Regions from separate parts of the Mus musculus genome. Here region 1 is linked to region 2. Evidence: chromatin loops called from intact Hi-C (ENCODE). Cell type or tissue: left cerebral cortex. All regions are shown on one strand. Links, peaks and the distances in the headings refer to the core of each region. The heading gives the core; the rest is flanking DNA. Region 1 has its middle 92 kb from the start of Gm22269. Region 2 has its middle 48 kb from the start of Gm22269.

What was found. A loop is a pair of places that touch in the nucleus more often than their neighbours do. Peaks named below come from ENCODE experiments on the same cell type or tissue, not always from the same donor. Only the 100,000 strongest peaks of a DNase experiment are listed, where the experiment ranks them.
Region 1: it touches region 2 in a loop (7-fold over the local background); 1 of 42 quality-filtered maps calls a loop at or near these places.

The regions. Positions count from the first base shown.
Region 1 is chr3:56,961,005-56,963,923 of GRCm38, reverse strand. No RefSeq gene overlaps it. Among named protein-coding and RNA genes, the nearest start is that of Gm22269, 92 kb to the left of the region's middle. In left cerebral cortex, for the core only: a CTCF peak has its summit at 1,223; DNase peaks (open chromatin) are centred at 496, 1,151 and 1,797; H3K27ac peaks cover 2,262 bases.
Region 2 is chr3:57,100,417-57,103,335 of GRCm38, reverse strand. No RefSeq gene overlaps it. Among named protein-coding and RNA genes, the nearest start is that of Gm22269, 48 kb to the right of the region's middle. In left cerebral cortex, for the core only: a CTCF peak has its summit at 2,478; DNase peaks (open chromatin) are centred at 909, 1,250, 1,571 and 2,612; H3K27ac peaks cover 2,388 bases.

The sequences.
Region 1 (2,919 bases), core at 189-2,688, 140 kb after region 2:
TACTAATTATAAAAAATAAAAGAATTTCAATGGAGAGAACACTGATGTGATCTGCAATTACAGGCAGAAGGACTTAACAGGGTATGCAGAATCCTTATTTTAATAGCAAGCAAATGTGATGGGGGTAGAGGTAGAAACTGTCTTGAGCAACATAAGACAATCTCAGTGCTATGACCCAGCACAGGTTTCTCAGATTCTAATGTAACATTCTAGATCTCTTTCATGAGGTCTAAACTAAACTACTGGGCAAAGTGGCAGAAGGGGCAACCTCAACTGGACTGTGTTCTGTACTCCTTTAGCTGGCGAGCAATCTCCAAAGTCCTGGTATTGTGCTTTTAGCTTAAGAGTTCCACCTGTTAGGTCAGTATATTTTCACTCACTTGGGAAGTCTGCCCACAGCCACAAGGAGCCAGGTGACATCACAGAAGGTGGTGCTGATGCATGTCTGCTTCCCAGAGCAATGCAAGCAGGTTTTCCATCACCAGCTGCCATGCTCCTGGAACTTCATTCACACCCTGTGTTGTTTCTCCAAGTATATTCGAGGGTGAGGCTAGATTTCCTTGGTGGCAGATTGCAGTTTGGTATTATTAGAAAGTGTTAGTTAAGGTTGTCGAAAACCCTTTGCTTTCCTCTGCCTGTCAATATTTATTGATCCTCCATGGTGTCCAGAGCTGCATTTCCCCTATTCACCTCCCGGCTAGCAAGATCCCTCTCCAATTCTGGTTTAAGAAAAGGATTTCTTTTTCTTCCAAAGCAGTGACATTCAGCCACGCGTGATCACTTCTTTAAAATGCATTGCAAGCCACTGCACATTTATTCCTTGTATGACAGAGACATGTGTGGACTTGTGAGAAAAGTCTTCTTAGCCCAAAATCCATCTCAGCAGTGAATGTGAAAACCTAGGATGATGGTATGGATGACAACTCCTGCTCAGAGCATCCTTTCCAGAGGGCAGTGGAACTTGCTTCATCTACAGAGTCCCTTTGCTTTTGGCAGTCAGTGCTGTGAGGATGAGCACCAAGAGGCCATTGGAATGAACTTTCTGTTCATGTCAGAGTGCAGACAGAGAGGAGTAGGTGGGAATGACTCAGTGAAAGAACCAGGCATCTGCTCGAATGGGGAGACTGATATGATTCACCACCTGCTCCTCTGAGCAGGGATCTGACTCACTGTTAAGAGAGGCTGGTTTCTAAGGCAACCACAAAGGGGCAGGCAGCAGCAGCTTATGTGAATGTGGTTTCATGCGGTCACTGGTTCCCTTGTCTAGTGACTTCCATACTTGGCTGGTTACCTCCCAAGAAATGCTTTCATTTCGTTAAATGCCATTGCAGAGAGAGGAAAATGTTCTCTCTCTCTCTCTCTCTCTCTCTCTCTCTCTCTCTCTCTCTCTCTCTCTCTCTCTCTCTCTCTCATGATTATTTATAGATGCACACATGTTAGTAGCAAAGGCTTTTGTCTGTCCACAAATTAGCAACTGATTTCTGTTCTGAGTGATCTTGCCACCAGCCCCATTGGAAAGGCCCTGTTCATGGCAGGAAGGAAGGATTCAATTGGAAAACTGTAAAAGAGAAAGAAAAACTATTGAGTCTTGCCTGTCATGGTGGTACACATCTTTAATTTTAGCATTCAGGAGGTAGAAGCAGGTGGATCTCTGTGCATTCTAGGCCAGAGTGCTCTACATAGTGAGTTCCAGGCCAGTCATGGATAGGGAGTCTCCATCTCAAAAAAAAAAAAGTACTGAGACTATGGAGTCTAGTTACATGATCATGACTCAGATGTATAGTGATTACAAGATTTTTGCTAAAATCTAGTCCTTAAATATCCCCAGAAGGCCCATATGTTAAAGACTTTGTCTCCAGACTTGTGATGCTGAAACCTGTTGCAAACTGCTGAAGGTGTAGCCCAGTGAAAAGGTTTGGTCACTGATGGAGAAGACGAAACAGAGGGTGGGAAGATCTCCAAGGGGATGGTGGAACCCTAGTCACTTTCTCTGTCTCTCTGTAATGCTTCCCTAACAACAAGAAAATGGTTAAGTTTCTCCACAGGAGATCCCTATGTATGATGCCCTGCTACATACTCAAATGCAATGACGTCATGGGGTCAAGGATTGAAGGACCCAAAGTTGTGGGCCAAAGGCCACTTTTCCTGTTCACAGTACCCCCTCCCCTACCATTTTGTTACAATAATGAAGAACTGCCTAATAGAATAGATATATAAGGACAATATCCATACATCTATTTTATTCTCTTCTCTGCAGTGCATGTGTGTTGGGACTGAGGGGTAGGACCTTTCCAAATTTCAATGCATTTGGAACCCAAGGACAACAGAAACATCGGTTACTATGAGCAGAGTGACATATATGGATTGTACCAGAGAAGAAGACTTTCTATTCTACTAGGCTAGTCAGGATGCTAATTATCCCTGCAAGGCAGTATATAAGTTCGTACTTAATCCAATTAATTGAATAAAAAGTTTGAACATAATTATTATCTTGTTTGGAAGTGAAAAACTGCTGCCAAAACACTCCAGAAGTTTCTTCATCTAAAAGACAAACTTTCCCACTTGAATTTAATTTGTGCTCATCAATAGTTATTAATAGCTTCAAATAACTTTATTATAGACAATGATAAGGAAAGCAGCAATTTATCCAGTTTTGAAATTACCACATGTCCTGATTTTGTGTGTTTTACATTTAACAAATTTTTGTTAGGTATTTTCCCCTAAAGATTTTTTTTTTATACAATTAATTCTATTGTTGAGAGAGCTAGATAATACTGTGCATACTTAAAGAGTAAGAACACTCTGAAGAGCCAATGCATTTATCCTTACATTCAATAGACTTAGGCAGTTGTCTGTATAATACATAATTCTACATCAAAATTGGGTAGGACAGATGTCCTTGGGGGAAAACAAGGGAAG
Region 2 (2,919 bases), core at 282-2,781:
TTCTATGCAATCAATGCTCTCCCAATAAACGTGTGCAGAAGGATCCTGTTGCAGCATCGTTCTTCCTGGCCAGTTGAGCATGTGCAAGAAGAATTGTTGTTAAATGTTGAAAATAATGCTTGGCGAGAAAGAAAATGTCGCAATATTTAGTCCCTTCAAATCTACCTTACATGACTTGGTGTTTATGTCTCTACTTTTGTCAAAGCAGGTTATTGGAGCCAGCTACACAATGAAAAACTCTCCCTGAGAGATATTCAACTGTGGTAGTGGGTGCTGTGACTTTGTCTTCTATGTCCTCAGAGCTCTTCTACTCTGGAGATGGATGGCCCCATTTCTCCAGCCCAGAGTGATGTCCTGCAGCAATTACTGCATTGAGCAGCAAGGCCCCAGTTTAAAGAAAAAGCCATAGGTCATCACTCCTGAAGAACAAAACATTTGCTTCTCATGTAACTTGAAAGGAAAGGTTCTTGGGTAGCTAGAACGGTGAGTAAAACATTTGGGGAATTATTATTATTATTAATTATTATAAATAGAAAAGGGAACATTTTCTTGAAGAAATGCTATTTTCATATCAGGGACGTTCTGTTTGGATACCTTCAATTCTGCCATCAATATATTAAAGTCAAAACAAAGCTTTTGAATGATTTATACATTTTTCTCCTAAGTTTATCTTACTTTTTAGAACTGAGACAGTACCCTAGTTAAAAATATTTTTTCTTCATCCTGGATTTGTACCGACAATGGTATAAATGAAGCAAGAGACAGTAAAACCAGATTCATGTAGCCCTGTCTGCCCATTACTTTTAGTGTTCCTTGTACTTTAAAATATGCGCTTCCACAGAGGAAGAGAGAGCTATTTTCACTCAGTGTTTATATAAAAGTAATTTGTTGCCATGGCAATACAGTCTCCATGCTGTGTTTTCCAAACACAGATTTTTCTAAAGGTTTTATGGAACTAGTTATTCCTGGTATTGCCCATATACAATAGCATACTTACCTCACTGTGGTGGGCCAAGCACTGGCTAGTCCATAAGATTCAGCTTTTACTCTCTTTGAGAGTGATTTTAATATTTTGATTCATATCAATATAAGTCCCTGGGTGGAGGAGAGAGAGAGAGAGAGAGAGAGAGAGAGAGAGAGAGAGAGAGAATTTGAAATTCCAGAACCCCCTTTTTAACAAGTACAAAAGTGTAGAGTTCCAATTTTCCTTTCTTTCTTAGGAAAGACATCGCTAACACTAACCAACCCAGACAGGATTCATCAGCATAGCATTCTCCAGTCAGCCAGGCACGACGGTGCTATTTCTCTGTGATTCTTATTTATAAATTTTCAAGTGATACCAGCAATTCTTCAGTCATTTTGAAAACCAAGAAACATAGGTTTCATTATTTCCCACTTAAGGAAGGTATATTAGAAATAGTAAATAGAGCATAGAGAGCAAATCCATAAGGTCCAAGAATTGGAATGAATCAATAATTAACAATTGCCTGGAAGGTATAGGAGACTAAGGTAGGCAGAAAGAAAAGAGATTTGGTCAGAGAAATATGTCAGCTTGAGTTTGGGCATACTACCTGTGAGCTGATGCTGGGCACTCGGCCATGTGGACCAGTTAGTACAGGCATAGTCTTTCCAAAGGCAAAGAACAGCAAAATAATGTGAAGACTAAGTGAATAGAAAGAAGCAATAATATGAAACCACAGAAAATAGAGACTAAACGTACAAAAGTCATATTAGCTGTACAGAGATTAGATTTATTGCCATTTGAAGAGTAGAACCTCCTTCTACTTCAGGGACTCAGAGGTCAAGGTCACAACTTGTGTTTGAAGAACAAGGTCTATTCTCAGGGGAATCCCTACTTTCAAGGTAGAAAATACATAAGAAGAAAAGCTTTAATTAAACAAGAGAGTAAGCAGGGATCCTGTCTTAGAATTGGGACTGGAATGGAATTCTTGCCTTCTACCCCAAATCAAGGCATTTATGTACACCTGTGGATATATTCAGCCCCAACAGCCAGATCAATGAGGACACTTACACTGCCTTTTCTTTCACACCCATTTGGAGGCAGGAATCAAAGAGAACTACATCCTAAGAAAATGCCCAGTCTGAGAAAATACAGACTGGAAAACAAAACAACACAAAACAAAAACAAAAACACTTCTGAGTCTAATCTAGCTTTAAACACTATCATTCTGACTACCAATGAAATAATTTAAGAGATGGTGATTTCTAACTAAATTCATTTTTCTGAATGTTCTTTTTCCTATGATGAACATTTGGCATCACAGCTTTAACATTAATAGTCACCCAGTTAAGAAACAAAAGTTTGAGATTCATCTGAACGGACAGAGTGGGGAAAAAAAAAAAAAACAAAGGTGAAAGTGTCTTCATTTCATTTCCTGCAAGAGGTAAATACTGTGGCATGTTTTCTATTTGTGTGGCTGAATTTTATAATACCCTAGTGGTTTGGAAGGTATGTTGGCCTAGTTTTATGTTAACTTGATGCAAGATAGAGTTCTTTTTGAAGAGAGAATCTCTGTTGAGAAAATTCACACAACAGCTTGGCTTGTGGACAAGCATGTAGGAACATTTTCTTGGTTATGGTTGATGTGGGGAAGGTCCCACTCACTAGCGGTGGTGCTATGTCTGTCTGGGCTGGTGGCCCTGAGTGATTTAAGAAAGCAGGCAAAGCAACCCAGCAAGCAGCACTCCTTCATGGCTTCTGCTTTAGTTACTGCATACAAGCTTTTGCCTGGAGTTCCTAGCCTGACTTCTCTGGACTATGGACTACAAGCAACAAGCTTAAATAAACCTGTTCTTCCCAAGTTGCTTTTGGTCATGGTGTTTTATCACAGCAATAGAAACCCTAAGACAATAGGTAAAGTTATTCGTAAGGTTTAAGGTAAAGGAATTCACCCAAAG